Regions from separate parts of the Homo sapiens genome. Here region 2 is linked to region 1. Evidence: chromatin loops called from intact Hi-C (ENCODE). Cell type or tissue: chondrocyte. All regions are shown on one strand. Links, peaks and the distances in the headings refer to the core of each region. The heading gives the core; the rest is flanking DNA.

Region 1 (16,435 bases), core at 3,004-11,003:
TGTCCCTAATAGACTCTGAGGGTTTTTTTTTTTTTTTTGTACTTCCATGGGGTCAGTGGTAATGTCATCTTTGTCATTTCTGATTGTGTTTATTTGGATCTTCTCTCTTTTTTCTTTATTAGTCTAGCTAGTGGTCTATCAATCTTATGTATTTTTTCAAAAAACCAACTCTTAGTTCCACTGCTTTTTTTTTATTATTATACTTTAAGTTCTGGGATACATGTGCAGAACATGCAGGTTTGTTACATAGGGATACATGTGCCATGCTGGTTTGCTGCACCTATCAACCCATAGTCTACATTAGATATTTCTCCTAATGCTATCCCTCCCCTAGCCCCTCACCCCCTAACAGGCCCTGGCGTGTGATGTTTTCCTCCCTGTGCCCATGTGTTCTCATTGTTCAACTCCCACTATGAGTGAGAACATTCAGTGTTTGGTTTTCTGCTCCTGTGTTAGTTTGCTGAGAATGATGGTTTCCAGATTCATCCATGTCCCTGCAAAGGTCATGAACTCATCCTTTTCTATGGTTGCATAGTATTCCATAGTGTATATGTGCCACATTTTCTTTATCCAGTCTATCATTGATGGGCACTGGGGTTGGTTCCAAGTCTTTGCTATTGTGAATAGTGCTTCAATAAACATGTGTGCATGTGTCTTCATAGAATGATTTATAATCCTTTGGGTACATACCCAGTAATGGGATTGCTGGGTCAAATGGTATTTCTGGTTCTAGATCCTTGAGGAATCGCCACACTGTCTTCCACAATGGTTGAACTAATTTACACTCCCAACAGTGAAAAAGCGTTCCTATTTCTCCACATCCTTTCCAGCATCTGTTGTTTCCTGACTTTTTAATGATTGCCATTCTAACTGGCGTGAGTTGTTATCTCATTGTGGTTTTGATTTGCCTTTCTCTAATGACCAGTGATGATCAACTTTTTTCATATGTTTGTTGGCTGCATAAATGTCTTCTTCTGAGAAGTGTCTCTTCATATCCTTTGCCCACTTTTTGATCAGGTTGTTTTTTTCTTGTAAATTTGTTTAAGTTCCTTATAGATTCTGGATATTAGCCCTTTGTCAGATGCACAGATTGCAAAAATTTTCTCCCATTCTGTAGGTTGCCTGATCACTCTGATGATAGTTTTATTTATTTTTTTTATTTTTTTTTTTTGCTGTGAAGAAGCTCTTTAGTTTAATTACATCCCATTTATCAATTTTGGCTTTTGTTGCCATTGCTTTTGGTGTTTTAGTCAGGAAGTCTTTGCCCATGCCTGTGTCCTGGATGGTATTGCCTAGGTTTTCTTCTAGGGTTTTTATGGTTTTAGGTTATATGTTTAAGTCTTTAATCCACCTTGAGTTAATTTTTGTATAAGGTGTAACAAAGGGGTCCAGTTTCAGTTTTCTGCATATGGCTAGCCAGTTTTTCCAACACCATTTATTAAATAGGGAATCCTTTCCCCATTGCTTGTTTTTGTCAGGTTTGTCAAAGATCAGATGGTTGTAGATGTGTGGCACTATTTCTGAGGCCTCTGCTCTGTTCCATTGATATATATATCTGTTTTGGTACCAGTGCCATGCTGTTTTGGTTACTGTAGCCTTGTAGTATAGCTTGAAGATGGGAAGTGTGATGCCTCCAGGTTTGTTATTTTTGCTTAGGATTGTCTTGGTTATGCAGGCTCTTTTTTGGTTCCATAAGAAACTTAAGATAGTTTTTTCTAATTCTGTGAAGAAAGTCAATGGTAGCTTGATGGTAATAGCATTGAATCTGTAAATTACTTTGGGCAGTATGGCCATTTTCACAATATTGATTCTTCCTATCCAGGAGCAAGGAATGTTTTTCCATTTGTCTGTGTCCTCTCTTATTTCCTTGAGCAGTGGTTTATAGTTCTCCTTGAACAGGTCCTTCACATCCCTTGTAAGTTGTATTCCTAAGTATTTTATTCTCTTTGTAGCAATTGTGAATGGGAGTTCACTCATGATTTGGCTTTCTGTTTGTCTATTATTGAGGTATAGAAATACTTGTGGTTTTTGCACATTGATTTTGTATCCTGAGACTTTGCCAAAGTTTCTTATCAGCTAAAGGAGATTTGAGGCTGAAACAATGGGGCTTTCTGAATATAAAATCATGTCATCTGCAAACAGAAACAATTTGACTTCCTCTCTTCCTGTTTGAATACCCCTTATTTCTTTCTCTTGCCTGATTTCCCTGGCCAGAACTTCCAGTACTATGTTGAATAGGAGTGGTGAGAGAGGGCATACTTGTCTTGTGCCAGTTTTCAAAGGGAATACTTCCAGCTTTTGCCCATTCAGTATGATATTGGCTGTGGGTTTGTCATAAATGGTTTTTATTATTTTGAGATACATTCCATCAATACCTAGTTTATTGAGAGTTTTTAGCATGAAGGGGTGTTGAATTTTATTGAAGGCCTTTTCTGCATCTATTGAGATAATCATGTGGTTTTTGTCGTTGGTTGTCCAATGACTCCATATTCAGCCCTCATTTCAGGAGGGCAGCCGGGCCAGCAGATTGCTCCAGCCAATTAGCAAAATACTTCTATTGTGGGGACATGCAAGGTCGGGTAGCCAGAATGGTTCTGCTACATTGATGTGTTTGTATAAGCATAGGTCCCACATACCCTAGGAGTGGCACTGCTCCTTCACAGCACTTCTACAATCTGAAAGTATGCTGTTCATGAGTTTATTTGCTTACTTCCGAGTACTTCCCCACCACCAGTAGGATGTAAGCTCTGTGAAGAGGTTGACCTTAGCTACCTTGTTTGTCATTGGACGTTCAATGACAAATCAGTTCCCAGCAGAGAGAGTATTCAATAAATATCTGTTGATGAGATAAATGAATTACTGCATGAAATAATGTATTTAATTACAGACTTCTCTTCTCCTCTAGACTGTAAGCTCTCAAGACAAAGTATTCTGCTTTATATGTCTCGGTCCTCATGCTGGCATACTGCCTCCCATATAAGGAGGCATGAAATCAGTATCTTTGAACGCATAAGTAAATGAACAGATGAATGAGTGAATGAATGAACATATGCTATCTACACTAGAAGTTCTTAATTTTATCCTCACATTAGAATCATTGGGGAACTTTTAAAAACCGCAATGCCCAGGACCAATTAAACTAGAATCTGTGGGGCTGTGCCCCAGGCATGAGTATATTTTAAAGCTCTTTAGGCAATTCCAAGTGCACAGCCATAGTCGAGAATAGGGTGACCAGCCACTAGGTTTATTCAGGATTGACACATCTCCCAGAGTGCAGGAATTTAAATGCTAACACTGTGACTACACTGGGCAAGCCTGGATGGCTGGTCACCTTAGCCGAGAACCACTGATCCAAACTGTCACCCACGGCCATTCTTGAGTGATGTATTTTCAATTTTTGAAAGTCAAGACTCATTGGTTTCATGCTTTCATTTGACACTTGCCTAATTACATTCAGGCCTGTAGCTCACCTTGACCTCAATAACTGCTTCCTGCTATGTGTTCCTGTTCAGGCTCGTGCTGCTATTATTGACTTGGGTGACATACTAATTTGCAACATACAAATGGCAAAGGGAATGATTAAACTATTCCAGCAAGTCAGCACCAACCAGTAGACCAGCTAAAGAAGCAAAGAAACATGTAAAGTGCTACCTTTCCAAATGCAATCGCAATGAGCCTTCACTTCTTTTCCTCTCCAAATTGATGACAGAACATTTTGACACATTTCTACTTATCACTTGTGTATGCCAGTTACCCTGGTATGAGTGTGCAGTCCCTGTTGTTACCTGAGGAGATAATTTTTAATGGAAAATTCCACGTGAGAGCTGAAATGATATTCATCATTGTAAACACTAATAAATTTACTCCAAGTATGTGGTCGATAATAAGCCCATCAATGTGTGGACACCAGAATCAGAAATGCTCTTCAACCTACGAAGGGAACAGAGCACCACAGCTCTTGAGGGCCTTGTTACTCAAATCATGGCCCCAGATCAGCAGCAGCGGCCTCACCTGGGAGCTGGTTAGAAACACAGAACCTTAGGCTCCACCCAAGAGCTACTGAATCACAAGGTCTGCAGCTGGGACCCAAGAACCTGTGTCTTAAAAAGTTCTCCGAATTGTACTTATGCATGCTAAAATTTGAGAAGTGTTCACTTAGCAAACATTTTTTGCCTAATTTATAACGTCAGTATCTCAGAGCCCAGAGGGAAGAGGCGAGGGTAAGCAGGAAAGGAGGCACACAGCGCAGTAATTCCCAGCCTCTGGACATTGGCTGCACATTGGAAGCACATGGAGAGCTTTAAAAATATCCGCGCCTGGATCCCATCCCAAGCAACATGATTTAATTGGTATGGGATGCACCCTGAGCGAAGCTCCCCAGGTGATTCTAATGTGCAGCAAAGTTTTGGAATCACTGATGTAAGTTAACGACCAGGAACCCTGCCCCACCTCCTCATTGTTTCTGGCCTTGACTGCTGGCGAACCCAGAGGAATGAACAGCATACACATTTGCTATATTTCTTTCCTAAACATCAGAAGCAGCAATGATGAAGAGGAATTCTCTGGATCTGACTCTCACCTCTAGTTTGCTGAATACTTCTTCCATTTACCCTGTTAGTAGCTGTTTTATCTTTGGCTGTTCCACCTCCCTGGATCTCAGTAGTCTCATATGTTTCAATGAGACAGGAGACAATAAGACCCAGTCCCCAGATTAACTGGGATGTTACATATGACATATGGAAGTGCCTAATACTTTGCCCAGCACATGTTTGATGTTTAAAAACTCTGAGCTGAGGAAGGTTGTCTCTTTATCCTCCTCCCCGATCGTGAGATATCCAGCAGCATGAAGCTTGGCAATTATTTAGGGGTGTCTCTTCCTCAGTGCACTAAGGGTGTTGGTGAACTGTGAAAAACCTGTTTAAACAGAAATCACTTATACAATCTCATTTCAGTCTCACACCCCAGCCATGTAAACTGGATATTTATTGCCTCCATTTCACAAATAATCAACAGTGGCTGAGAGGAGCCACAGGGACTCTCACTTGGGCCCCCTGCCTGGAGCCTAATGTTGCTTTCGTTACTGCACTGCCTCCATTTCCAGCTTCCCCTCCAGCTGCTTGGCAGGCTGCCTCTATGGACAGGATGCATTCACCTAGATGAGCTCTGGGCCAATAGCACTTACTGTGATGATAGAAATGTTCTGTATCTGTGCTTTCCAGTTCAGTAGTCACTAGCCACATGGAACTATTAAGTTCTTAAAATGTGGCTAGCCTGACTGAGGAATTATAACTTTAATTTTATTTAATTTTGATTAATTTAAACTTAGCCACCTGTGAACCGCACAGCTCTAGAGACAGAATCTGGAGAAAAATAAGAACCTGGGAAATAGTTCCAATGGTTTCTACCCACAAATCAAAGTAAACCTAAGCCGCTGGTTTGCCTCTCTGTTAAAAGACCTTCCTAACTCTTTTTCAGAAAAGTGGCAAGTTGGTACGCTAGTTGATGAGAGCACCCTCCCCATGCAAAATACTATTCAAGTGATGCCTTGAAACCAGTGATTGGCCAGCAGAAGCAAAATGTGTGGTAGAGCAGAGTTTCTCAAACTTGAGTGTGTGCACAAGTCATCTGGGATCTTGTGAAAATACGGATTCTGGTTTAGTGGGTCGGGGACAGGGTCTGAGACTTGCATTTCAAAGAAGCACCAGGGTGGCACTGCTGCAGCTGCTCTGTGAACCACACTTTGCCTAGCCAGACGGTAGAGCAATGCTGCTCACCAGGCCAGTTTTGCCTCCCTTCACACATGGGGGCATTTGGCAATGTCTGGAGACATTTTTGAGCATCATGTCTGGAAGGATGGGGGTGGGAAAATGCTATTGACATCTACTGGGTTCAGTCAAGGCGTGCTATTAATAATCTACAATGAACTTGTATGCATGCATCAAAATATCACATGCATACCATAAACATGTACAATTATTATATATCAAAAAAGCATGGAGTTTCAAAGACCTTCTTTTTAAAAAGTTTTTAAAAATGTAATAATAATAATAATCTACAATATACAGGAGAGCCCTGTGACAAAGAGTTACCCAAAATGTTAATAATACCAAGTTTGAGAAACCTGCTGTATAGCCAAGCAGGCTCTTTGGGAATAGGGGCATTAATGGCAGAGGGATGGAGCAGGCGCTCTTGGTGTAATAACTGATCGTCGTTTTCTCTCTTCCACTCTTTTCTCCCACTTGTCCTCACACAGGAGCCAATGCCTCGGCCCCAGACCAACTGAGCTTAGCTTTAGCCTGGAACAGAGTCGACATCGCTCGCAGCCAGATCTTTATTTACGGGCAACAGTGGCCGGTAGAGTATATATCGTCTCCCATGAAAAGCCCACTTTGGTTGGCCAAGGGTATTTGTTTAAGGAGCCTCTGAGGTCAGCTCAGAAAACGATTGCTTTTTCTTTAAGATGGAATGTGTTCCTTGGTAGCAAAGTCTGTATCCTGAGCTCCCTTTCTCATATTTAGGAAAGCACCGCCATCTAGTGGAAATTTCAACTGAACACAACTCCAAATATTTCCATCTCTATGAGTTGTCTTTAATAGCAATTTTCAGCTGCAAATGATGCCATTTATTTGAATACATCTGAAAAAATATAAGACAAATCTGTATTAACTAAAATTAAGGAAGGGGTAGAATTATTAATTTGCTTCTGATTGTCTTTGATGGGGCAAAGGGAAGGGTCACACCTCAGGATGCAGAATTAGCAGGCTTCCCTCTGCAGGCGCCATCTGGTCCTGGTGACTGAGCACAGGTCCTCCCTATTTGCAAAGAACAACATGAGGAAACCAATGCTTTATATAACTGTTCTTGGTTTGCTTCCCTCAATTGACTCTACCAAAAATAAAAATTTGAGAGATTGGCCATCAGGTGGGATATGTATGCATCCACAGGAGGCAGCCCAGCAGCCTGAAACTCGGTTTCTGTGCCTGGAATCACAGCACTCACCGGCAAGCCTTATCTTACTCCTTCCTTTCCCCTAGAGAGTTTCTGCCTGGGATGGAGCCCCTGTCTTCATTCAGTGCTGGTGGATTGCTAACATGGAAAGATTTGTCAGAGTCTAGACCCTGCAACATTTTTGTGAAATGGATTAAATAAAAATCTAAGCTATTGGCAAATCCAGAAAGTAGGCTGGTTGTTCTGTTTTGTTATGTTTTTGTTTTGTTTTCAGTTAAGTGACATCTTTGTGGTCTTGCTTCTACAGAGACCCAGCATTGATTTAGGGCCTTTGGTCTGTTGACTTGGGTCCCTCTTCTCAAGTTGGCCTGGGGTCTCCCTCAGAGCCTAAGGATAACAAAAATGAAGACAGCAAAAGTGCCCCCTTTGACACTTCGCTGGTGTTGAGAAATTTAATCAGATAATTGCAAGGGGAAAAACCTTGTGAACCCTTGCACCTTCTTGGGATCCAGAACAAGAGATTCAGGGAAGAAATAGTTTTTGGAACTAGAAATGCTTGACTTCTATTTGCAAAGACAGGCACCCAAACATGGGAGAGGTGTGGCTGTCCCAAAAGTGAATCTGTGAACAGTCTTGCTAGCATGTTCTTAGATGTGCTGAAGGTTTACCAGATGTCAAAGGCATCCATTTCTAAGCTGTTCAAGTGAACACTAAAGAACTGCATCCATAGATAGACCCTGGGGCAGACTAACTCAGTGACTTGGTTTGCAGGTGGGATCTCTGGAGCAAGCCATGTTGGATGCCTTAGTTCTGGACAGAGTGGATTTTGTGAAATTACTCATAGAGAATGGAGTAAGCATGCACCGTTTTCTCACCATCTCCAGACTAGAGGAATTGTACAATACGGTAGGGCCAAACTAAGGCACTTTTTATTTTCTTTTTTTTCTGTTTGTTTTACCTTCTCCTGCCCCCCATATGCCTGTGATTCTCTTCCCTTCTCCCGTCCAAATGCATGGTTCATTCATCACAAATACTCCCTTAGACCTACATAGATGACAAACACCAAGTCACCAAGATTCCGCTTGTTTTAATTGCTCAGTTGTCAGCATGTAAGGCAAAAAGTTATGTAATAACCTAAGTGTATCATTCTCATATTCTTATACAAAGCCACAAGGCTCTGGAAATGAGAACACAGTTTGTTCTGTAAGCCCAGAGGGTGTTAGAGGCAATTAGCAAAGGAGGGTTGGTTTAACTCTAAGCATCACAAAAGGCTGATTAAGTAACCTGCGCCATTTTTTATCCTCAGAGCTATGAAGTTCATTCTTCATAGTTCAGCTATAAAGTGGAAGAAAAGGTAAAATATCTCTTTTTTGAGTCACTCAAAAATTTTGGTTTTGTTTTGTTTTGTTTTTTAGCTTAGTAATGATTTGTTAATTTACTCACTAGGGATACCAAGGAGTAATCATAGGTAAAACTACTGTTTATGAAGTTATTGAGAGCATTCACATGAGTTAAGTGCATTGGCTCTGAGCTCATACTAAAATCCAGTGAAGTTTAAAGAGCAGAAATTTTTCCCCATTTACCAAATGAGGAAACTGAGGCTGTCTTAGTCCATTTGTACTATGATAATAAGATGCCTTAGACTCAGTAATTTATAAACAACAGAAATTTATTTCTCTGGGTTCTGGAGGCTGGAGAGTCTAAAATCAAGGCTCTGGCAAGTTCAGTGTCTGGCGAAGGTTGCTTTTTGCTTCCAAAATGGCACCTTGTTTTGCCATTCTCCAGAAGGGACAAATGCTGTGTCCTCACAAGGCAGAAGAGACAGAGGGCAAAAGGCCTGAATGTTGTGTGAAGCTTCTCTTATAATGGCCTTAATCCCCCTCACAAAGGAGGAACCCTCAGGACCTAATCACCTCCCAAAGGTCCCACTTCTTTTCTATTATTATTATTGTGATTATTATTATACTTTAAGTTCTGGGATACATTTGCAGAACGTGCAGGTTCATTACACAGGTATACACGTTAAAGGCCCCACTTCTTAATACTAGTACATTGGAAATTAACTTTCAACATGAATTCTGGAGAGGACACAAACATTCAAACCATAGCAGAGGCCAAGGTGAATTCAAGGTCACAAAACTCCTAAGAAAGCCAGTAAGTACCGAACCCAAGCTTCTGTCTCTAAGATTATTCTACCCCTCATTTTTCACAATGCCTCTGTCCCATCACGCAGAGGGCAAGCAGGATGGAGCTTATTTCCTGTCCCCAGCCAGTAGTAGTTGTTAGATGGTGCCACGCTGGCACCATCTGCAAAAAATAGAAACGGGTTAGCAGAATGTCTCCTAGTCTCTGTTTTCTCCAGAGACTTTTCTTGGTTCAGCATACTGAGACTTTCAGGAAGAATAATGGGTTTTCAATTAAAAAAAATAAATAAATAAAGACAAGCATTGAATGGTCTATCAATTAGAGAATCAAGGGAGTAATTTATTCCAAAGACTGGGGAGTGGGGGTGGGTAGGAAAATTCTAGACTGAGGAAGGCCAGTAAGTTTGATCACTTCAGTCTGCTGGTGGTGGCTTCCCGGAATACTTTGTTGAGGATTATGGAACAGTAAATAGCCTCAGTAATAATAATAGCTAACACTAATTGGCATTAAGCACCATTTTTAATAGCTTTATAAACATTATATCATTTAATCCTCACAACAACCCCATCAGATAAAGTGATACTGTCATTCCCATTTTAAAGATGATAAAACTGAGTCACAGTTAAGTTGCTTGCCCACGTTCAGAGCCAGTAAGCAGCAGAGGTGTAGAGCCAGGCACTCTGACTCCAGAGTCTGTAGGCTAAATCACTGCACAATCCAGCATCCCCTCAGTGGAAAAAGAGCTCTGATGGGCACGTCCACATGAATGGGCAGGTCGTTGCCGCATTTCATAGACCTGTCTCAATACTTGAATGGTTGCAACAGTGCTTAAGAATTTGCCATTGGTTGGGCGCAGTGGCCTCCCAGCACTTTGGGAGGCCAAGGCGGATGGATCACTTGAGGTCAGGAGTTTGAGACCAGCCTGGCCAACATGATGAAACTCCGTCTCTACTAAAAATACAAAATTTAGCTGGGCATGGTGGTGCACATCTGTAATCCCAGCTACTCCAGAGGCTGAGACAGGAGAATATCTTGAACCCTGGAGGTGGAGGTTGCAGTGAGCTGAGATCACACCACCGCACTCCAGCCCAGGTGACAGAGCGAGACTAACTAAAAAAAAAAAAAAAAGCCATCACTATTTTAGATTATCTAATCATCTCACCAGATTTAGCAAATAAAATACAGGATGCCCAGTTAAATGTGAATTTCAGATTAACAACAGACAATTTTGTTATATCCCAAAGATTGCATGGGACATACTTAGATTAAAATTGTACATTGTTTATCTGAAATTCAAATTTAATTAGGCATCTTGGATTTTATCTGACATTCCTATTCCTGAAAGACAATAGAATGGCAACTTATTTCACTTTATATTTACCTCAAACAAACATCCGTCTTTTTTACAAAACTCTCTTTTTCCCAAACAGTCTGTGGCTTTTTCTTTAAATCAAGTTACAGCAAACTGTCATCGAAATCCAGCCTGCTGCCTGTTTCTGTATGGGCTGCAAGCTAAGATTTTTTTTTTTTTTTTACATTTTTAATGGTTGAAACAATCAAAAGAAAAATGCTATATTCTATGACACATTAAAATAATATGAAATTTGACTTTCTGTGCCCATAATTAAAATTTCATTGAATCATAACCAAGCTCATTTGTTACATATGATCTATGGCTACTTGCACATTACAACAGCAGAGTTGAACAGTTTCAGTAAAGACCGTGTGACCCACAAAGTCTAATTTACTCTCAGGCCTTTTACAGAAAAAGTTGGCCAACCCTTTTCTTGGACAATTTCTCATTCATGATGGGTAATAAACAAGTTGTGATGGCAGAATGCCCAAGTGTATTTCCAGTGCGGTCAATGGGTCCTTTTGTTCTCCCACCCTCATCCCAGCCCCCGGCTGCAAAACTGGCTTCTTCCATCATATTTTGGCCTAGCTGTCAACAGAGTTGACAACCTCCCTTACAAAGTTTGAACCTAGAATCTCAAATACATTTGCTTGAGGAAATACAATTCAAAAATCTGCCAACGTGTTTGTTTAGAAGAAACAGGTATGGCCAGTATGGTAGCTTATGCCTATAATCCCAGCACTTTGGGAGGCTGAGGTGGGAGGATTGCTTGAGGCCAGGAATTCAAGACCAGCCTGGGCAACATAGTGAGACCCCCATCTTTAAAAAAAAAAAAATTTTATCAAAAGCATTAGCCAGGCATGGTGTTGTGTACCTGTAGTCCCAGCTACTCAGGAGGCTAAGGTGAGCCCAAGAGTTCGAGGCTGCAGTGAGCTGTGATTATGCCGTTGCACTCCAGCCTGGGTAACAGAAGACCCTGTATCAAAAAAAAAAAAAAAAAAAAATCACTGACAAAGCTTTTCATCTGCAAATGGGGACAATTTAAAAGAAAGAAAGAAAAGGCAGATACACTGAGCAACTAGAACAAGGTCCATCTTAATGAACTGCCCTCCACCAGCCAGCACCCTTCCTTCTAGATCCTTCTTGTCTTGCCAACCAGAGCCCCTGACTAGCAAAACTGTTTGATTCTTCTTTATTGTTTTCAGAGACATGGGCCCTCAAATACATTGTACCACTTGGTCAGGGATGTCAAAAAGGTAAGAACCCTCTCGACTGCAGGTCGGAGGCCCTGTCTTGACTGCTTCCTGTGATTAGAGAGTGCCTCTGTTTTGCATGAGCTGCCAGAGTATTCCTGTCCCTATCAGGCGCCACTCATTTCAGAACAGTGTGTGTGTGTGTGTGTGTGTATGTGTCTTTTAACTCTGATGCTTCTGTTCATGATGCAGCTGTGGTGTTATCTCCAATCGCCGTGCTTTTAGATGCTTTTGGTGGACATAATGCTTTTGGGTAGCGGAACTCTTGGCTTTCCCCGTGCCAAGTGGATTTATGCCATACCTGTATTTTTCCATATGCCCCTCACTGTTTGGGGAGCTGCCTGACTGACCACAAGAGTAAATCTTCATTCACCAGCTCCTGATACAATGTCACATCTAGCATTACATAGAGTGTAGTAAGCATAGCTCCAAATTTTCTAAAAACAGGGACTAAAACATAAATATGCATTCCATTCTTCTAACATTCTATTTTTTCCAGAATATTTTTTCACACTTTTCATCTCATTAGATGGGAAAAAAATGTTGGTAGGTATGGATCGGGTAGAATTATTTTCATTTTACAGATGAGGAAGCCGAACTACAAGGAGATGAGAGCTATATTGGCATTTAGTGAAGAGCTAGGTTTAAAGTTCAGTTCATTTTATTAATAATGATAAAATAATAATAGTCATGAGCTAGTGATGACTAGGTGCACAGCATTGCTGCATACTTTCAGTGCATCTTAATTCATTTAATCTTCACAACAATTCTATGAAATAGAATTATTATTTTATTATTATAGGCTAGGCACAGAGACTCATGCCTGTAATCCCAGCACTTTGGAGGCCCAAGGTGGGTGGATCACCTAAGGTCGAGTTCAAGGCCAGCCTGGTCTGGTTAACATGGTGAAACCCTGTCTCTACTAAAAATACAAAAATTAGCTTGGCATGGTGGTGTGTGCCTGTAAGCTCAGCTACTTGGGAGGCTGAGGCAGGAGAATCACTTGAACCCGGGAGGTGGAGGCTGCAGTGAGCCAAGATCGTGCCACTGCACTCCAGCCTGAACAACAGAGTGAGATTCCATCAAAAAATTATTATTTTATTATTATAATACAGTTTTATTCCCACTTAAAGACAAGAAGAATGAAGTATAGGGAGATTCTGTTTAATCTTAGCCAAGTGGTTGTTCTTTTGCCCCATATTATCTCCTTCAGAGGTAGCTTGAGTTCTGAACCCTTAAATCCATCCCAGAAAGTGATGTTTTAATTCCAAAAAATAAAACAGAAGATGGCACTGCCCCCGCCCCTTACCTATGTGCCCATACATGTATGCACACATTTGCCCACTATCGCCACTTGGTAACAATTCTTCACCAAAGTCCACAGGACATATTCAGAGAAACCTACAAAGTGAAGTCAAAAATACAGTATGATTTCTTCATCTCACAGGAAGTGATTGGCTAGAATTGCCCTTAGGCATCCTGTAACTACTTTTTTATTTTTCCTTTGAAAGGCCAAGCAAAGGCCTTGGGGCTACTTATAATGTACCTATTCACCTGCTGGATCTTTGCTAAGAATGAGTAAAGGATATAAAAATAACACACAGAAAATCAAAATCTCCATCCTTTGGCCCTTGCAAACTTTCCTCCCATCTCTATACCACCTTAATGAAGGATTTTTCATCTACTTGAGTGGGTGAAGCCTGTAGTTTTTTCAAAACAAGAGGGGAAAACACTATGCAATCTGTACTCCCAACTCAACAACCACTTTCCTGAGATTGTGTCTTTCACTGGTCTACCCATTCCATGCCATCGTAGTAGATCTACCCTCAACAAACCCATTTCTCTTTCCTTTGAACCTTCCGGTTTTGTCTAATTCATCCTGGCTTAAAATTGCCTGAAAACTAAACTCAGAAGAGTAGAAGTAGACACATTCGATGTGTCTTCTTCAGAGAGATAGTTGTTGCTCATGTTCAACCAAATGTTTTGAGTTTTTCTAAAGTAATGACTTGGAGTATTCTCTCCTTCACCTTAAGTTAATCTCTGTCCCTGAAGGAATTGTGAGGTTTTCTAAAGAGACAGCTATGCCTTTGTCCCTCAATCCCAGTCATCACCAACCCAAACCTTTAAAAAGAGTCGCTCATCCAATTCAATGACCCAGCCTCCCAGCAATAAGGTCTTGTCTAATTTTCAAAGGGATTTTTGCAGTTAGATTTCACTGAGTATAAATTATTAAAATCCCTCTCATTACTTTCTTTTCCCCATAGGACTCTGCTTTGCAATATTGTTTTCTCTTTTCTGAAATCCCTTGAGCTGCCTTTTGCATTTGCTCACGTCACTTGTATGATTAGAAGGCATGTAAAGTATCTCTAAGGTAGGGTTTTTTGTAGCTTCTCAGCTAAAGATGTACCTGAAAAATAATATAGACTAACAAGAAAGAACAGGATGGTAAGAATTTGGGAGGAAGAAGGAATAAAAGCAGCTTTTTTTTTTCCTTTTAAGTATGATCCAAATATTAGAGCAAGAAAATCATTATATAAGCATGCAGTTACCATTTACTTGCAAATTTAGTAACTGGAAAAAATGATAACAAATGACCAAGAATAGTACTGAACTGGTCTAGAAATAATTTATCCTTTTACCTGGAAAAAGAGACTGCCAATAAGACAGGGAGACACAGAAAGCCAATGTTTAATTTCTTCCCTTGGGAAAAAGTAGAAGCAGGAAATGCAGAATGCATTATTTCCAGGACTAAGGTAAGTATCTGATGATGGGAGAGCAAGAAAGATGAACAATGGTAGTCACAGGAGTCACAAGGCCTACATTTTATGTTATATGGATTAAGGGAGCTGAAAATGAAGACTTTTGTTTGTTTTGTGTTTGGGGAAGAAGTGAATAAGGGAGAAGTTAACATTGGTGCACAACTTTCTCAGGTGACTTTCAGCAATTTTCAGGTGGTTTCAGGTGACTTTCAGGTGGTTTCAAGTGACTTCTAGCAATTTAGGCCAATAGGATAATCAAAGGCTACAAAACTAGAGTTAAAATGCTAAGAAAATCTTGGGAACTTAAAGCAATTTTCAAAATTAAAGAAAATAATAATAATTAATGTGTGCTTTCTTCTTTACAATTATGGGGGGAAATATATGTGTGCATATATATTTAACCTGGACAAAATTAATGAATAAGTTATTAACTCTGGTACAAAACGCTATTCATGAGTTAGGAACACAGTCCTAGACCTTAAGCATAGTGTTTGATAATACATCTGTAAAACTATATGTAAATAACTCTTAAGAACCAAAGGAATGCATTGAGGAATTATCAGACCATCATAAGTCAATCAGCATGACATCTCCAGTTTACCTCTTCTTTGAGACCAACAGAACTGAATGTGGGGAATTGCTCCCAAGCTTGTTTTGAAATCTCAAATTATTTATATCAAGGGAACAATCTAGGAGCAATGAGGTAAAAAGAGTGGCACTTCAGCATTAATCAGAAATTTAAATTGTTTTAAACCAACCCAGTTCCCTGAACTATTTTCATGCATAAATCCATTGAATGTACCAATGCTCTCATATTAAACCAGAGTGGCCCAAGTCTGTCTGCTTTTCTGTGGAATATAACCTGCCATTTTAGTAGCTGTCTGCTCACTTTGTGCCTCTGTACGTTTTAAAGTAGTTTTTTCCTTTCTTAAATGTGCTAATACTTCAAATTACCTATACTATCCTTCCCCACCAAAAGAGGATGCTATTTGAGTGTTATGTGGAAGTAGTGGTGAAATTATGATAATTTAAAGTTCATTTACATGGGAATTAAGACCCAGAGCTTTTCAGAATAAAAAAAAAAAAAAAAAAAGGCATTTCAGACACACTTTGGGTAAGGAAAGGACATTTGCATAATCCCATCTGCTAAATGCATGGAAATTTGCAAAAGCATTATTATATTTCAGAGGATTGGTTGCCCGATATATTGCCATGTTAAGGGGCTGTACATTGGGGTGATGTCCTCTTTTCCCCTGAGCTCTCACCAGATGAAGCCCCTACCGGGTGATTACTCACACCAACTGCAGTCCACTTTTCTTTATTATACAAGCTGTCCCAGGGGAGTCTTTTCTTCACACTTCCTTGGTAAACCTGACAACCGCAATCATTTTATATCTTATGTATCTCAGAAGGAACCAATCTTGTTTTGAAGGCTTGTTATGAGTTTCAAAGGAAGACAGTTTTCCTAAACAGTTGAGATCTGATAGTGATATGGTGAGCTGACATCTGAAAAACCCCAACCATTTTGAAGAGCAGATCTAATAAGTGAATTTAAACTATGCTTTTAATTAAAAGGTTTCCTTATGCATGGCACGAAGTAAACCTTAGCTTCAGGTTAGCAGTTCATAGCATGAAAAAAGAAGACAACATTTTCAAGTTGTCAAATCGTACCTACTCATAGAACCCAAGCCTGTCTAGCAAATTACTTGAATCACATGACCTCCCACTGTTAAGGCATGAAATGGGAAATAATAGTTCAGGCTTTACCAATTACCAAAGTCATTACCGAAGGGGGAGGGGGAAGTGCTAGAACAGAAACAGCAGGCAGAATGACTGTTCCTCCAGTATCCTTTTTGACTTCTAATTTGAAAAGGACCCAAGCAAAGGAAGTCTCCTCCAGAAGGTGTTTGGACTTTACCTGTTGGCATGTGAGGTACTGCTCACCTTCTCTGCTTTTTCCAGAGGAGCTGGATGCA
Region 2 (16,435 bases), core at 2,773-10,772, 1.2 Mb before region 1:
GTCCAATAGATCTTTTTCATAAACTGGAACAAAGTAATATCTCATTTTTCAGGAGTTAAAACCTTTCCCTCCCCATCCTGGACATGACATATATACTGGGATCTATTTCAACCAGAGGTCACATAACCAGCCTTCCAGGTACCTTTAGAAACTCATGTTTCCCCAGCTTAGCAATGACTCAGTAGACAGCACGGAGTATTAATGGCCTTAAATGCCATACTGGCGCCAAGGGTCATATTGTCATTATTTATTAAACATTTTATTTACCCAGAGCCTAAGTTGTTGTAACTACATTCTTATGTAGGGCATGGCTTGAGTCAGAAATCTTGTCATTAGGTTAGAAGAGATACCATTTTTCATTTATGAGGTTGAAGCTACAGATCTATCATGAAAATATCTGGTACATAGTAAGTATTCAATAAACATCTGTCAAATGAAATAATGAGTTCACTAAACTAGTGCACAGGCTTAAATTTGGTTTCTAAGTAACTGTGACAGTTCTACAGCATTTTGAACACAAACTTACCTATTTCTTTTTTTTTTTTTTTTGAGATGATTCTCACTCTTGTCACCCAGGCTGTGGTGCAGCGGCACAATCTCTGCTCACTGCAACCTCTGCCTCCCAGGTTCAAGCGATTCTCCTGCCTCAGTCTACCTAGTAGCGGGGATTACAGGGGCCTGCTACCACGCCTGGCTAATGTTTGTATTTTTAGTTGAGATGGGGTTTTACCATGTTGGCCAGGCTGGTCTTGGACTCCTGACCTCAGGTGATCCGCCCACCTCGGCCTCCCAAAGTGCTGGGATTACAGGTGTGAGCCACCACGCCTGGCCAAACTTACCTATTTCTTTCATGGTGGGGAAGGAAATTAACATGTTCTGAATACTTACTATGTCCCAAGCACTTGGTACCTGCTTTTCTCATTTTGTCCTCACAACAACCCTGTGAAGTTGGAGTTGTTACTCCTGCTTTGTAGGTAAGAAAACTGAGGCCAAGATTCTTAAGATTGAGCAGCTGGTAAACATCATGACAGAGCCAAAATTGGAACATAGTTCTTATCCTCCCACTTTTCCCCCATTGTCCAGTATGTGGGCAAAACAGCTCCTCTGAATTGGGGCTCGGATGGTTGATATTTAGCATTTGCATCCAAAGTTGTTTCTCTGTCAAACATTTCCATTCACTGAAATAAAACAGCTAATGGCCAGGTGTGGTGGCTCACACCTGTAATCCCAGCACTTTGGGAGGCTGAGGTGGGTGGATCACTTGAGGTCAGGAGTTCAAGACCAGCCTGGCCAACATGGTGAAAACCTGTCTCTACTAAAAAAATAAAAATAATTAGCCATGTGTGGTGGTACAAGCCTGTAGTATCAACTACCCAGGAGGTTGAAGCAGGAGAATCGCTTGAACCCGGGAGGTGGATGTTGCAGTGAGCTGAGATAGTGCCACTGCACTCCAGCCTGGGCGACAGAGCGAGACTGTGTCTCAAAAACAAAACAAAAACAACAACAAAAAATAGTGCTGGCCAAGCACGGTGGCTCATGCCTGTAATCCCAGCACTTTGGGAGGCCGAGGCAGGTGGATCATGAGGTCAGGAGATCGAGACCATCCTGGCTAACATGGTGAAACCCCGTCTCTACTAAAAATACAAAAAATTAGCTGGGCACGGTGGTGGGCATCTGTAGTCCCAGCTACTCGGGAGGCTGTGGCAGGAGAATATTGTGAACCTGGGAGGTGGAGCTTGCAGTGAGCCGAGATAGTGCCACTGCACTCCAGCCTGGGTGACAGAGCGAGACTCCGTCTCAAAAAAAAAAAAAAAAAAAAATAGTGCTTAACTATCTGAAAGGATTCTTAGCTGGTGAGCCCTGCAAAAATAGATGGTGATTTGGATTTGACTGAGTCTCAGACCACAGTTTGCCAACCCCTAGGTAAGACAATAGTATTGGTCATTGTACTCTGGTTATGTAAGAGAATGTCCTTGTTTTCAGAAAAATACTACACATGAAAAATGTACAGGCAAAATGGCCAGCGTTATCTGCAGTTGTAGACAGGACAGAGGCCAACAGTAGGGGAGGATTGACTTTTACGTTTGGTGTGGCATCTTACCAAAACATAGCCAGAAAAGAGCTTTAGTTCTTTCCCCACCTCCAATCTCTTCCTCTGCTTCAACACCCTAGTGGAGTCAGAAACCAGATTGTGCATGACAGAGGAGGTTGAGGAAGTTGAGAATACCAAGTGGGAGCAAAAGAGAAGAAGAGATCATGACTCACCCCTTGCCTCCGTAAACTGCCAGTCCACTTTCGGTCCTAGCATGGAGATGGGCACAGTTTGAGATCAAATTTGGTATTTTGATGGTTATATAGGACTAGATATTTTAAAATATTAGACTGAGGCCAGGTATGGTGGCTCATGCCTGTAATCTCAGCACTTTGGGAGGCTGAGGCAGGTGGATCATGAGGTCAGGAGTTCAAGACCAGCCTGGCCAAAATGATGAAACCCTATCTCTACTAAAAATATAAAAATTAGCTGGGTATAGTGGCTTGTGCCTGTAATCCCAGCTACTTGGGAGGCTGAGGCAGGAGAATGGCTTGAACCCAGGAGGCAGAGGTTGCAGTGAGCTGAGATCACGCCACTGCACTCCAGCCTGGGAGACAGAGCAAGACTCTGTCTCACAAAAAGATAAAAAATAAAAAATAAAATAAAATAAAATATTAGACTGAAAATGTGCTTGCTACTTAAATTGACTATAGTATTTTCTATTTCCCCAAAAAGAACCAAAAAGTCATTAAAATTGCTGACACTGGCCGGGAGTGGTGGCTCACGCCTATAATCCTAGCACTTTGGGAGACCAAGGCAGGTGGATCACCTGAGTTTGGGAGTTCGAGACCAGCCTGACCAACATGGAGAAACCCCGTCTCTACTAAAAATATAAAATTAGCCGGAGTTGGTGGCATGCATGTAATCCCAGCTACTTGGGAGGCTGAGGCAGGACAATCGCTTGAACCCAGGAGGCGGAGGTTTCGGTGAGCCGAGATTGCACCATTGCACTCCAGCCTGGGCAACAAGAGTGAAACTCCATCTCAAAAAAAAAAAAAAAAAAAAAATTGCTGACATTTTCATCCAAGTGTCAGAGAATAATTAGTCAGATAAAGTGTTAAAGGAACAGTGGGAGATAGATTTAAGTTGTGTAGAGATGAAGGGAATTTTCTTCCTTTCCCCTTCTCAAGGTTTGATCATTTGAGTCTATAAAATAGACTGACAATAGACAGATTAACAAGAAAAAAAGGATACAAATGTAATAATGTGCACATGGACATGGTGTCCTGCAAATATGAGACTCAAAGCAAAGCCAGATGACTGAAGCTTTTATACTATACAGAAAAGAATAGAGTCTTGGAGCCCAGTGACAGGTTATGGGTAGGAGTGGGGAGGAAATACAGGGTGAGCAAAGACTGTCTTGTTATGCAGATGAAGTCCCTCAGGTAGCAGAACTCAGAATAATTAGATGGGGCCAGGTGGTGACTCTTGCCTATAATCCCAGCACTTTGGGAGGCTGAGGCAGGAAGATCACAGGAACCCAGAAGTTGGAGACCAGCTGGGCAATATAGTGGGACTCTGTCTGTACAGAAAACAATTTAAAAACTAGCTGGGCATGGTGGTGCATGCCTGTGGTCCCAGCTACTTGGGATGCTGAGGTGGGAAGATCATTTGAACTCAAAAGGTCAAGCCTGCAGTGCAGCAGGATGGTACTACTGTACTCCAGCCTGGGCAACAGACTGACACAGACAGACAGACAGACAGAGAAAGAAGGAAGGGAAGGGAGAGAAAGAGAAAGAGAGAGAAAGAGAGAAAGAGAGATTAGATGGGAGCGCTTGTGGTAAAAGTTTCTTTGTCAGACCTTTAAAAGTGTCTGACTTTTAGTCTGCGTCTCCTGTGAGTTAATCTTTCCTAGATCTGGATAAGACAGATAAGGGAGGCCTCAGAGACAGACTGTTTGTGTCTGCTGTTTCTCACTAATGCAGATTTCCTCTACAGATACAAATCTCCACTACACAAGGACAGCTTTGCAGAGCTATTCCTGTGGTCTGCAGCCCCTCTGAATAGCCATATCAAGATACAACAAATAAATATATTTTGGGGTGGCATATTTTGGTTTCCTTCTGTTTCCTGGTTATGTTCTGTGAGTCCTGATTTTCAACAGCGATATAACCTAGAGGGTGGCAAGAGAAGATATTGTAGAGAAGGTGGCAAGGGCCAGATTTGAAGGCAGAATAAGTCATATGAGAGTTTGGGACTTTTCCCTAAAGGCTTTTAAAAAAAAAGCCTTTGAAACCAGGCACGATGGCTCACGCCTATAATCCTATCATTTTGGAGGGCCAAAGCAGGAAGGTCACTTGAGGCTAGGAGTTTGAGGTCAGCCTGGGCAACGTAAGGAGACCCTGTCTCCTCAAAAAAACTTGATCTCAGGAGTTTGAGCTGGAGTGAGCTGTGATTAACCAATGCACTCCAGCCTGGGCAACACAGTGAGACCCCATCTCAAAAAACAACAAAAAAGCCATTGAAGAGTTTGAGATAGGGAAATTTTGTGGCCGAAGTTGTGTTTTTTTAAAAATCCTTCTAGTTTCAGGCTAAATGATTATTTGAAGGGCAGTAGAGGCAGGACTCACCAAAAGGAGGACATGGTTTAGGCAAAATATGATGGTGGTTTGGTCCAGAGTAGTGACAGTGAAGATAAAAGAAAGAATTCTTTGTTTCCTTTTGCCTTTAAAAAACCTGCTTGTGGCAAAGGCTGAACAGAGCATTCCCCAAAGTTGGAAGTGTGTCCTGGGCAGCTGTCCTCACTTTGGCTTAAGTAAATTCTTCAAAATTATATTGTGTGCCTCAGCTTCGTCCTTTAGGTTGACAAAGATTTTGAGAGAAGCGATAAGCTTGATCATAGTTGGGGATGGACTTGTGGGAAGTCAAGGGCAGCCCCCACATTACTGATTTGAGCCACTTATTTAGTCAGCAGCACCATTTCTGGAGACTGGGAACTTTGTTGATCTTGGAAGAGACACAGGGCAGACAATATTGTCTCCATCTTATTGATATAGTGACTAATATTCAAGAAAACCAGGTAATTTGCTGAAGTCCACACATATTATTTCTGAGAGCCGCTGCCTTGTTTTCTACTTCAAATGACAATGCTTGAGCTGTTTGGTGTTAGTTCCCTTTGATTGCATTTGGAAACAAATGCACTCCCACAGGTGAAGTTAACTGTGTGATTTAAAGAAAGAGAGGAAGAAACTGGGTTCTGATCTAATTCTCAAAGTATGTATACATTCAGCAGTTTCAGCAAAATATCATTATGCTTCTTGGAATCACGGAAACATCCCATGAAATCTTTGATTTCAATACAATTGAAAAATCTCTGAACTTGCGCAAGTAACATTTTGTTTCTTACCCTGCCACAGGATTCTGAAACTTATCTTTTAGAGCAGCGTTTCTCAAGCCTTAATGTGCAAGGTTGGGCCCAGTGGCGCTCACCTGTAATTCCAGCACTTTGGGAGGCTGAGGCGGTGGATCACCTGAGGTCAGGAGTTCCAGACCAGCCTGGCCAACATGGCGAAACCCCGTCTTTACTAAAAATACAAAAATTAGCCAGGCGTGGTGGCGGATGCCTGTAATCCCAGCTATTTGGGAGGCTGAGGCAGGAGAATCGTTTGAATCTGGGAGGCAGAGGTTGCAGTGAACCGAAATCAAGATCACGCCACTGCACTCCGGCCTGGGGAATAGAGTGAGACTCCGTCTCCAAAACAACAACAACAACAACAACAAAACAACAAAACAAAACAAAACAAAACCAAACCTTAATTTGAGTCACTTGGAGATCTTGTCAAAATGCCAATTCTGCTTCAATAGGTCTGGGGTGGGGCCCAAGTTTCTGCATTTTTAACAAGCTCCCAGGGGATGCCCATGATGCTGACTGACTTTTAAGAAATCAGAGTTTTCGATGTACTCACTACTTCTCCAAGTACACATGGGCACTGAGACAGGACCCAAAGGAATTTCAGAAATGTAATTATATTGGGGATAAACAAAACTAGATCTTGCAAAATGATGAGGCAGACAAATGTTCTCAGGCCTATTTTTCTACTTTCCAAATTCCTTTCCTGGCTCAGCACCTTGCTCGGGCCTTAGCCCATCTTTCTGCAGCTAGTTAACGAATCCTTGCCTACGGGTAGACAGAAAGGTGGTTTTTCCTGTTACATCTTCCCCATCCCTCCCTGGGAAGCTTCAATTTCAGATGTACTTTCAAATTTCAAGACCCAAAGAAATAAATGTTTAATGTGGAATGACAGACAATACTTTGATATTTGTGGGGAAGGGTCCTCGCTCAGCACTCCTCCAGTATCAGTTCTAGACAGATCTTGGAGAAGAGAAGAAACTCAGCTTGTTCAAGTGGCTCATCCTATAGGAAATACTTTCTCCGGCTTATTTCTCTGTGCCTCCTTAAAATCAATCTATGATATGCCAAATATTAACAAGGAAAAAATTATCTCCGAAGAAGACACTGACAATTTTGCCTGTGCCCTCCTCAGTCAGAGGCAATGTGGGGTGTAGGGAGCATCGTAGAACTGTCAGCGAGTTAAGGGATAAACATGTTGAGATAGATTGGATTAAACAGCATTGTTCCAATTAATCATGCTGAATTTAGGGCCAGGAGACATTAGATTCTGCTCTTGATTTTGACATTTACATTCTCTGTGACCTTGAGCAGGCCATTTCACGTGTTTGGTTGCAGTTTTTTCATATGTAAAGGGCTACAACAGGACAAAATGAGTCCTAAGTTTCCTCCTGATTCTACAATCTTTGTTTCTGAAGTTATTTCAGTGCAGGCTTGAGTGCAGCGGCTCGATCCCTGCTTACTGCAACCACCTCCGGGTTCAAGCAATTCTCCTGCCTCAGCCTCCCAAGTAGCTGGGATTACAGGCGCGTGTCACCACGTCCGGCTAATTTTTTTGTATTTTTAGTAGAGATGAGGCTTCACTGTGTTAGCCAGGATGGTCTGTATCTCCTGACCTTGTGATCTGCCTGCCTTGGCCTCCCCAAGTGCTGGGATTACAGGTGTGAGCCACTGCGCCCGGCTCTGAAGTTGTTTCAAAAAAAAAAAAAAAAAAAAGAATTTTTAAGCTGCAGGTTTTCACAGTGGCTGGTCATCAAAATCTCTTTGGAGAGCTTTCAAAAATATGGATCTCTTTCTACTCTGTTCTGATTATTTGTGGATGCAGCCTTGGAAACTATTTTCATGAAGTTCTCCAGGTAATTTCTGTCCATTAGACAAATTTGGGAATCATTAATCCAAGCCACAAGGGGGCGCCCAGAAGATGCTGCTTTTCTTCTCAGTGATTTTTAAAATCCTTTTGAAAATTAAAATAGAAATAAAATTGATTTCCTATTTCCACATCTAATTTTGTTTTATCTCATTTGAAAGAAATGTCTGATTGAAAGCATCTCTTTGGTATTTTAGGTTTAATTATTTGCTGGGTGAGCTAAAGTTATATTAATATAATGTGTACATAATCGCCAGCATTATAGACATAAAATGACGTATTAAATGAATGTAATCTTCAGTATTTAAGCTAAAGTTGGAGGTTTGGAGCATGGCAAGCTATATCCTGATGTGAATGAAACTTAAATGTTCCAAATTTTCCAAGACAATTCCTTGACCCATGGCCCCACATGTCCCTTGATCTTTTTGGAGGAGCTTCTAGAAAGAGTAGGTTATACTTTTCGTCCCCAAAAATGACTCTATCATTTTTTTCCTCAAAACATGCATATTTATTTATTTGTTTATTTTGGGAGACAGAGGCTGAAGTAGAGGGGCATGATCTCCGCTCACTGCATCCTCCATCTTCTGGGTTCAAGTGATTCTCATGCCTCAGTCTCCAGAGTAGCTGGGATTACAGGTGCATGCCACCACGCCCAACTAATTTTTGTTCTTTTAGTAGGCACTGGGTTTCACCATGTTGGCCAGGCTGGTCTCAAACTCCTGACCTCAAGCTATCCGCCTGCCTCAGCCTCTCAAAGTGCTGTGATTACAGGCGTAAGCCACTGCGCCTGGCCAAAACACGTTTTTTAATTAAAAAAATTTTTTTTCTGTAAACATGTTTTGTTTAAATCATCTGTAAAATGAAGTTAATAAAAGAACAAACCTGTTAGGATTGTTTTGAGGATTAAATGGATTAATAGACCTAAAGTGTTAGGAACTGTGCCTAGCATATAATTAGCATTCAATAGATATAAACTATTCATATTTTTCTTACGTTGTATTTATTATTCTCTGTCTTGACAGGGTCTCCACCACTCAGTTACCCAGTCCCAAAACTCAGATTCCACTCTTTTTACCCCATCCCTCAGAGACCACATGCAATGGGCAAAACTTATTTCTCTCTTGAATGTACTCTCTCCTCTCCATTCCCACAGACATACCCTTCATTTGATTTCTCATTAGTTTAGTTCCAGGCCTCTGATATATATTCCTGAAGATCTCCCTACTCCCATAAGAGTGACTGTTCTAAAACACAAATCTGATCATGTTCTCCCGCTAATGAAATCACTTCAATGGCTGTATGCGATTTACTCTCAAAGGGTTCAAAAATTACATATATATATATGGAAAGAAAGAGAGGGGGAATGAAAAATGGGGCAAAATGTTAACAGTAGATAAATGGTACACAGGTATGTTGTATAATCTTTTTTATTGTGGCAACTTTTCTGTACGCTTATATTTATTTTCAAAACAAAGTTAAACAAACAAACAAAATGCTTCACTGGCTTTCCTCAGAATAATATCCAAAGCCCTTACCTACTTCTCTAGATTTATCTACTCTCTTTCCCCCTTGATGTTTAAGCTTCAGCCATAATACATGATTTTACTTCATTACCTGTGAGCTTGCTCTTTTCCAAATTGAAATGCTGTGGTCTTTCCAAGTTGTCTACCTGGAAAAGTCCTGTTTATACTTCAATACCCACAGCATAATCCCTTCTCTATGATACCTGTGTTATTGGACTGAATTAATCATCTGCCTCCCTACCCGGGTTCACTGTGTTCCTCATTTTGACTCTTCTCCCCTTTTATCACATTGTGTAATTCATCTATTTCTTCTTCTAATCTCAGAGTTCTCCAGAACAGAGGCCCCATGTCTTATTCACTGTTGCATCCCCAAAGGCTGAAATCCTGATTTCTGCCCGCTCGTGTTTGCAAGTTCATTTTTAGTTGCCAGCTGTGCTGGTTTCTCACCTTCTGCCATTTGAAGTGGCCACAATGGCACTCAGCTCGCGGCTGCTTCCTGTTGTTCCCAGCTGAGCCTTGGCTCCTAGCTACTCTCCCTATTTTTTTTATTTTTATTTGTTTCCCCATGTGAAGGAAGTGAGCCCGTATAGACGCAGAGCTGAAATCTAGTGATCATCATTCTTTGTTGTAAAGCTCACCCCCACCCTTGCCGCTCCAGTGACCTCCTTCCCTTTATTCTAATTCTGTGTTTTAGAGCCAGTTGCTTTACATCTAGGAAGTCTCAGTTTTCTCCTCTAGGAGAGTATGCTTGAGTCCAACATTCCTTGTTAGAGAGGATTTTTTTTTTTTGCTTATCCCTCTTGTTCAGACAGTGCATACAGTTCATTTGATCTAATTCTTCGTGCTAATTTGTCAAAGTTCATCAAACATTAACAGAAACTAACTAGTTATTTCCTTAGAGTTATGTAAGTCAAAGACCAGCGTGCTGCACTCTTGGCGAATGTGTGCCTTTTTGGATTATGTTTTCATTCTACAGATATTTTAGGAAAACGTAAGCTTAGCCCATTTCTAGCAATAAATGGCTTTTCTAAAAGTTCCAAGTTTTCATTGCTATCTTTCAAAAATATTTGTTTTGTGACTAAGAAATAAAGGGAGCCTCTAGAGAAGAAAAATATCAATATTGGTTATAAAACACATTCACTCTGAAATACCAATACCACTTCACTTGTGTGTGAACATAAGAAGTATGACTCTGAAATGAATGCTTCATGACAGCAAGGATCATGTCTTTCTTTCTTGTTCAACACCCTATGTCCAGTGCCTTGAACAGTTCCTGACCCATGGTAAGCGCTCAACAAATATTTGGTGGGTGCCTTAGTGAAGGAAGTCAGCGAACCTATTTGGGAGGATGTCATAGTTCAAGGAGCTTAAATATATTGAAGCAAGTGGAAAACAGGATCCTGAATAGCTTCTTTGGGCCCTGAAATTTGTCTTAAGAATACCACATGATGTTTCTGCTGTAGCTATAATGAAGATGTTCAGCCACGCCTGGTCAAGGTCATCTCATGGTGGGTCGTCTCTAAATGTTTCTGGAATGGAAAGTTGTAACAATATTTTTTGGTCACTTTGTGTTCCCACTGTTGTACGTTGCAGTATTTTGAGCCAGAGGTTTTCTGGAGTAGTTTTACTGTAATACGGGGCTGAGTTACTGACAGCCATCCCCTTTCTTACCTGCTTTTTACCAACACAGTACAGTTTCCTATACCTATCAGTGATAGGGAAATGATACAGCTGACATTAGTACACATGAGTAACCCAAAGTTGTTTTGTGTTAATCTTCCAGGTCATATGCTCTAACTTTACTCATGTTTTAAATGATTTGCTGTTATTTTCTTAAAGACCCATTTTATTTTCTCTTTGAGTTCATGTTCTTTTTCTTGGCAGCCATGTCTAGATATTCTTTTTTTTTTTTTTTTTTTTGAGGCAGGGTCTCACTCTGTCGCCCAGGATGGAGTGCAGTGGTGCAATCTTGGCTCATTGCAACCTCCACTTCCCGGGTTCAAGTAATTCTCTCTGCCTCAGCCTCCCGAGTAGCTGGGATTACAGGCACCTGCCACCAAGCTGAGCTAATTTTTGTATTTTTAGTAGGGATGGGGTTTCACCATGTTGGGCAGGCTAGTCTCAAACTCCTGGCCTCAAGTGATCTGCACACCTTGGCCTCCCAAAGTGCTGGGATTACAGGCATGAGCCACTGTGCCTGGATATATATATATATATATATATATATATATATATATATATTTTTTTTTTTTTTTGAGATGGAGTCTTGCTGTGTCTCCCAGGCTAGAGTGCAGTGTCACGATCTGCAACCTCTACCTCCCAGGTTCAAGCAATTCTCTGCCTCAGCCTCCTGAGTAGCTGGGATTACAGGCACCCGCCACCACACCCAGCAAATTTTTGTATTTTTACTAGAGACGGGGTTTCACCATGTTGGCCAGGCTGCTCTTGAATTCCTGACCTCATGATCCACCCACCTTGGCCTCCCAAAGTGCTGAGATTTCAGGCGTGAGCCACCATGCCTGGCTGATATTCTTGATCTATTGTTTTCTTCAGATTTTCTGAAAACTTTACTCCTTTGCTGCACTTCAAGTCTGCAAAATTGACAAATGAAAGTGTCGGGGCAGTTGGGGAGAAAGAGGCCTTCAGATATACTCTATAAATCATCAAAATATGATGTGCTATATATTCTCGGCATAAACTGGAAATGAAAAAAACTTGCTACAAATAGGAGTGACTCCTTTGGGCTTAAATTGGATTGGCAGCAACACAGATTCTGCTGTGGATTGAAGTCATTTTCTACCTCGGCACTACTCAGTCCATGGGGAATGGTGAAGTTATGATTTTGCAGCAAGATTCTGGGAGCAGGCCAGCATCTACATCTGTTCTAAACTGTAAGTGGGGCTGGAAAAATGCTTTGAAAAAAAGCCAGGGTAGGGAGGTGAAAGAGAACACAAAACCTTTACTCTCAAAAAGGCCATGGACAGTGAATCGATCAATTACAAAGACATTAGATTTAGAGAAAAGTTCTTACAGAAACAACATGTATATAATAATCCTGTCTCCATCTTCATCTGTTAAGTTTACTCTCATTTCTGACCATTCAAGAGTCATAATACATAATACAAGAAAACCGTATTAGGGAGGACTGAAACGTGACTTACGATACTTGGGATGAGTCTTTAATGAGTGAAATTCAGTGCTTTGGTAACACTTAGTAGACATTCAACACATTTTAGTGAATTGCATAATGGATCTCTCTTCTCCAAATATGTGACTACACCATCTTATAGGAACCATTTGTTTTCATTTTTACATTTTTTCCACCAAGCCGTTCTGTCAATTGAATCACATTAAGACCATGGGAGGAGTGTGGCCCACTTACCGGAAAGAGTTTGGAAATAGGCTGGCCTGGGTTCAAGTTCCCACTCCATTTCCTGGCTATGCTGCATCATGCAAGTTGCTCTCTGACTCTCAGCTTTTTCACCTGAAGCGGGGAGAGTCATGACTAATTCACTGGGTTGTTGTGAGGACCAAGTGAATCCTTGGGAACACAGAAAGCACAGGATAAGTGTCAGTTCCCTTTCTCTCTAATCCCTGTGAGTTCCATTTTCTTCTATCTTCTTCTTGTCCTCCAGACACGGGTGTATATCCACAGTCTTGATTTCTGGAAAGGTATCTTTGTCTGATTGGAGGCAGTGAAACAAACTTGGCTTGTACAAACTTTAAATTATTTTTTTCTGATAGCCAAAAGTAGCTAGAAAAAAAAACCAAGATGGAAAAACAGATAAGTGGCATCTATGCACAAGGAGGGAAATTCTGAGCCCATTTGGATCAATCACAATGGATTTTGGGAAGCTGGGGCAAGGGTCAACTGGGCTATTTAGCCAAAATGCCAGATTCTTGGAAAAACTTTGAAATGGCGGTTAAATCTCAGTAAGCAGCAGATAGAAAATTCAAAATAATAGTAATGATTGAAATAATTTCTATATGACTTGCAAGTATGTACAAGCATGTATACTTTCAGTTTCTCAGAAAAGCACAATATATTTCCTAATTAACAGAATATACCAAAAAAAAAAAAAAGCTCGAAAGGGTCCCTGGGGCCTTACTCAGCCTCTTTCAGTCCATGGCTTCCCTATGTAAAATGGGAGGATCAAAGGATTGAAATGGAACTGATTATTTCTAAGGTCCCTTGTTTAATCTAACATTCCAAGATTTTGTGCTTTTTAAAAACTGATATTAAAATTATTTTAAACTTCCTATATTAACAACAGATAATAGGGATTTACTGAGACTTCATTTAATGTAAATGACTCAGGTCATTCATTTCCTACAATAGTCCCAAGAAGTAAGTACCATTATTATTCCCATTTTACAGATGAGGAAACTGAAGCTGAGAGAATTTAAGTAATTTTTTGAAGATCACTCAGTTAAGAAATGGTGGAGCTCAGATTTAACTGGGACTTTCTGAGTCTATAATTCATGCTTTTAACCTAAACCTATACTGTCTCCCAGTATACAGCACACACATTGTTCATCGAAAATGGAATTAACTTTATTGGCAACAGAGAAAATTCAATCTTGAGGAAAACATTATCTTAAATAAATAGTATAGTGGATAATTATACATATTGAAACCAAGAAATTTTCCAATGCTTTGGACAGTGAGTCCTGTGGGTGGCCACAGTGTTTTATTTATCTGGCTCCTTCTTGCCAGACATACTAGGTATTGAGTAAATTTTTATTGACTGAAATCTATATTGCATGACTTCATTATTAATCAGTATAAGGTCTTGAAGGCTGGAAGCAACTTTTATAGCTCATTTCATCTATTGACTCCCTAGCCCACCCCCAATATTTTATAGAAGAAGGAACTGAAAAGAGGGGAGACTGTGAGATGTAACAAGCACCCAGGGCTCCTAATTCACAGTCCAGGCCTCTTTCTACTTTGCTGTCATATGGAATTCTTTGCTTCCTGAAAGACTGTTACTTCCTGACAGTGTATTCACGGTGTTCAAAGCCCAGCTCTGCACTGGTTGAGATACTCAGTCCTTCAGTTTAAGCCCTCTCCATTTTTGTCCATTATCCACCCTCAAAACAGGCTGGGAGCATGGCAGGAAATGCCAGCTGGCATAGCAGAGCACTCCCTTGAGAAAGGACTAATTTTGCCTGGCCTTGGAGAACTTGCTTGCCTTTTTGCAGCTGTGTCTGCACCAATATGTCTGGATGTACAAGAGCCAAGGGGATGTTTCACCATCTGCCGGTTCAGTGGGGAATTGGCCTTTCTGCTATGCTCACAGGGTGTTGGAAGGTTTAGTGGCTCAGGAACAGCCTGCTGAGGCGCTCCTTTTTGGATAGAATGTTACTCACAGAAAGGAAACTGTGCTGAGCTCCAGAGCCAAGGGTGTGCTTGAGGCTTGACAAATGGTTTGCGCACAACTGCAATAGTAAGCGTGCTCTGAACACATTGCAGCACTGATGCGTATTTTCTCTTAAATATACGCCCTTATCCCATTTGGACAATCAACTGAGAAGAGTCTGGCTTAAAAAAAAAAGAAATAACTTTTTCTTAATTACAAAAATAGTACATATTTATTGTAGAATATTTAGAAAGTACAGAAAAATACAGAGAAGGAAATAAATACTCTTCATCATATTACCATTCAGGGAGAATCGTTGTGGCATTTTTGTTATATACTCTTTACAGCTTTAAAAATGATATTTGTGGCTGGGCACAGTGGCTCATGCCTGTAATCCCAGCAATTTGGGAGGCTGAGGCGGGTGGATCACCTGAGGTCAGGAGTTTGAGACCAGCCTGGCCGACATGGTGAAACCTTGTCTCTACTAAAAATAAAAAAAATTGGCCAGGTGTGGTGGCTCACGCCTGTAATCCCAGCACTTTGGCAGGCCAAGACGGGTGGATCACGAGGTCAGGAGATTGAGATTACCCTGGCTAACACAGTGAAACCCCGTCTCTACTAAAAATACAAAAAATTAGCCGGGCGTGTTGGCGGGCGCCTGTAGTCCCAACTAATCGGGAGGCTGAGGCAGGAGAATTGTGTGAACCCGGGAGGCAGAGGCTGGAGTGAGCCAAGATCATGCCATTGCACTCCAGCCTGGGCAAGAGAGAAACTACGTCTCAAAAAAAAAAAAAAAAAAAAAAAAAGATATTTGTATGGATCCTATGTGTTTTTTTGTGTGTGTATGTGTAGATATTCTTTTTTCTTAAAATACATAATAAACATCTTCTCATACCATTAAATCTTATTTTACAATATTTTCAGCAGCCTATACTATTCCATCCTATGCTTTTACCATAATGTAGTTAACCAGTTCCCTCTTGTTGGGTACTTAAATGTTCTTCAGGTTTTTTTGTAATTATAAATAATGCCGTGATCAAAATTCTTTTCCCTAACTCTGATTGTTTTCATAAGCAAATCCTTTTTTTTTCCCAAAGAGGGTCTTGCTATATTGCCCAGGCTGGAGTGCAGTGGCATGATCATAGCTCACTGCATCCTCGACTTCGTGGACTCAAGCAATCCTCTGCCTCAGCCTCTCAAGTAGCTGAGACTACAGGCATAAGCCACTATGCCCAGATACTTTTTTCAGTTTTTATTTTTGTAGAGACAGGATTTCAACATGTTGCTCCAGCTGGTGTCGAACTCCTGGCCCCAAGCAGTCTTCCCACCTCAGCCTCCCAAAGTACTGGGATTATGAGAATGAGCCACCGTTCCCAGCTGTATGCAAGTTCTTAAAAGCAAAATTGTTGAGTCAAAGGTCATGACTATTTTCTACTTGGTATTCACTGCCAAATTGCTTACCAGCGTTATGCCAACTTACATTCCTACCAATGGCATATTAGAGGGCAAATTTCCTAGTGTCCTCACTAATGTGGGGAGTTAGCTTTTAAAATCATTGCCAAGGAGAGAAGTGAAAAATATTAGCATTCAACCTCTACACTTAAATGTAGGTGATTTACCACAAATGTTCTTAATTTATTTTATTTTATTTTGTTTTATTTTATTTTGAGACGGAGTCTCATTCTGTTGCCCTGGCTGGAGTGCAGTGCTATGATCTTGGCTCACTGCAACCTCCGCCTCCTGGGTTCAAGCAATTCTCCTGCATCGGCCCCTGCTAGTAGCTGGGATTACAGGCACCTGCCACCATACCCAGGTAATTTTTGTATTTTTAGTAGAGATGGGGTTTCACCATGTTGGCCAGGCTGGTCTCGAACTCCTGATCTCAGGTGATCTACCAGCCTTGGCCTCCCAAAGTGCTGGGATTACAGGTGTGAGCCACTGCGCCTGGCCAAATGTTCTTAATTTAAACCAAAGTAGGTTGCAAAGAATCACAGACAGTCTCTTTTGTTCCCAGATAAAGACAATCACACTTGAGCTAGTTTTGCACATTTTATTTTTTTTTCCTGTTAATTATACCAAAAACCATGACACCATCCTGCACTCAGTTTGCAGATGAAAATATTGTAGAGCAGATAACCATATATGTATGGGATTAGTTTTATTGGCAACAGATTCATAAATAATCATCCCTTGATATCTGCAGGGGATTGGTTCCAGGACTCCCCACGGATAACAAAATTCAAG

What was found. Hi-C counts contacts between places; a loop is a spot of excess contacts. Peaks named below come from ENCODE experiments on the same cell type or tissue, not always from the same donor. Only the 100,000 strongest peaks of a DNase experiment are listed, where the experiment ranks them.
Region 2: it touches region 1 in a loop (7-fold over the local background); 2 of 110 quality-filtered maps call a loop at or near these places.

The regions. Positions count from the first base shown.
Region 1 is chr9:70,630,479-70,646,913 of GRCh38, reverse strand. It overlaps TRPM3 (transient receptor potential cation channel subfamily M member 3), which reads left to right. Exons shown (of 26, transcript NM_001366145.2): 10 at 6,254-6,354; 11 at 7,720-7,854; 12 at 11,653-11,703. Among named protein-coding and RNA genes, the nearest start is that of MIR204, 170 kb to the left of the region's middle. In chondrocyte, for the core only: CTCF peaks have their summits at 6,333 and 6,542 (motif pointing left); no DNase peak of the experiment used is centred there.
Region 2 is chr9:71,810,242-71,826,676 of GRCh38, reverse strand. No RefSeq gene overlaps it. Among named protein-coding and RNA genes, the nearest start is that of CEMIP2, 50 kb to the right of the region's middle. In chondrocyte, for the core only: CTCF peaks have their summits at 7,148 and 7,350 (motif pointing right); no DNase peak of the experiment used is centred there.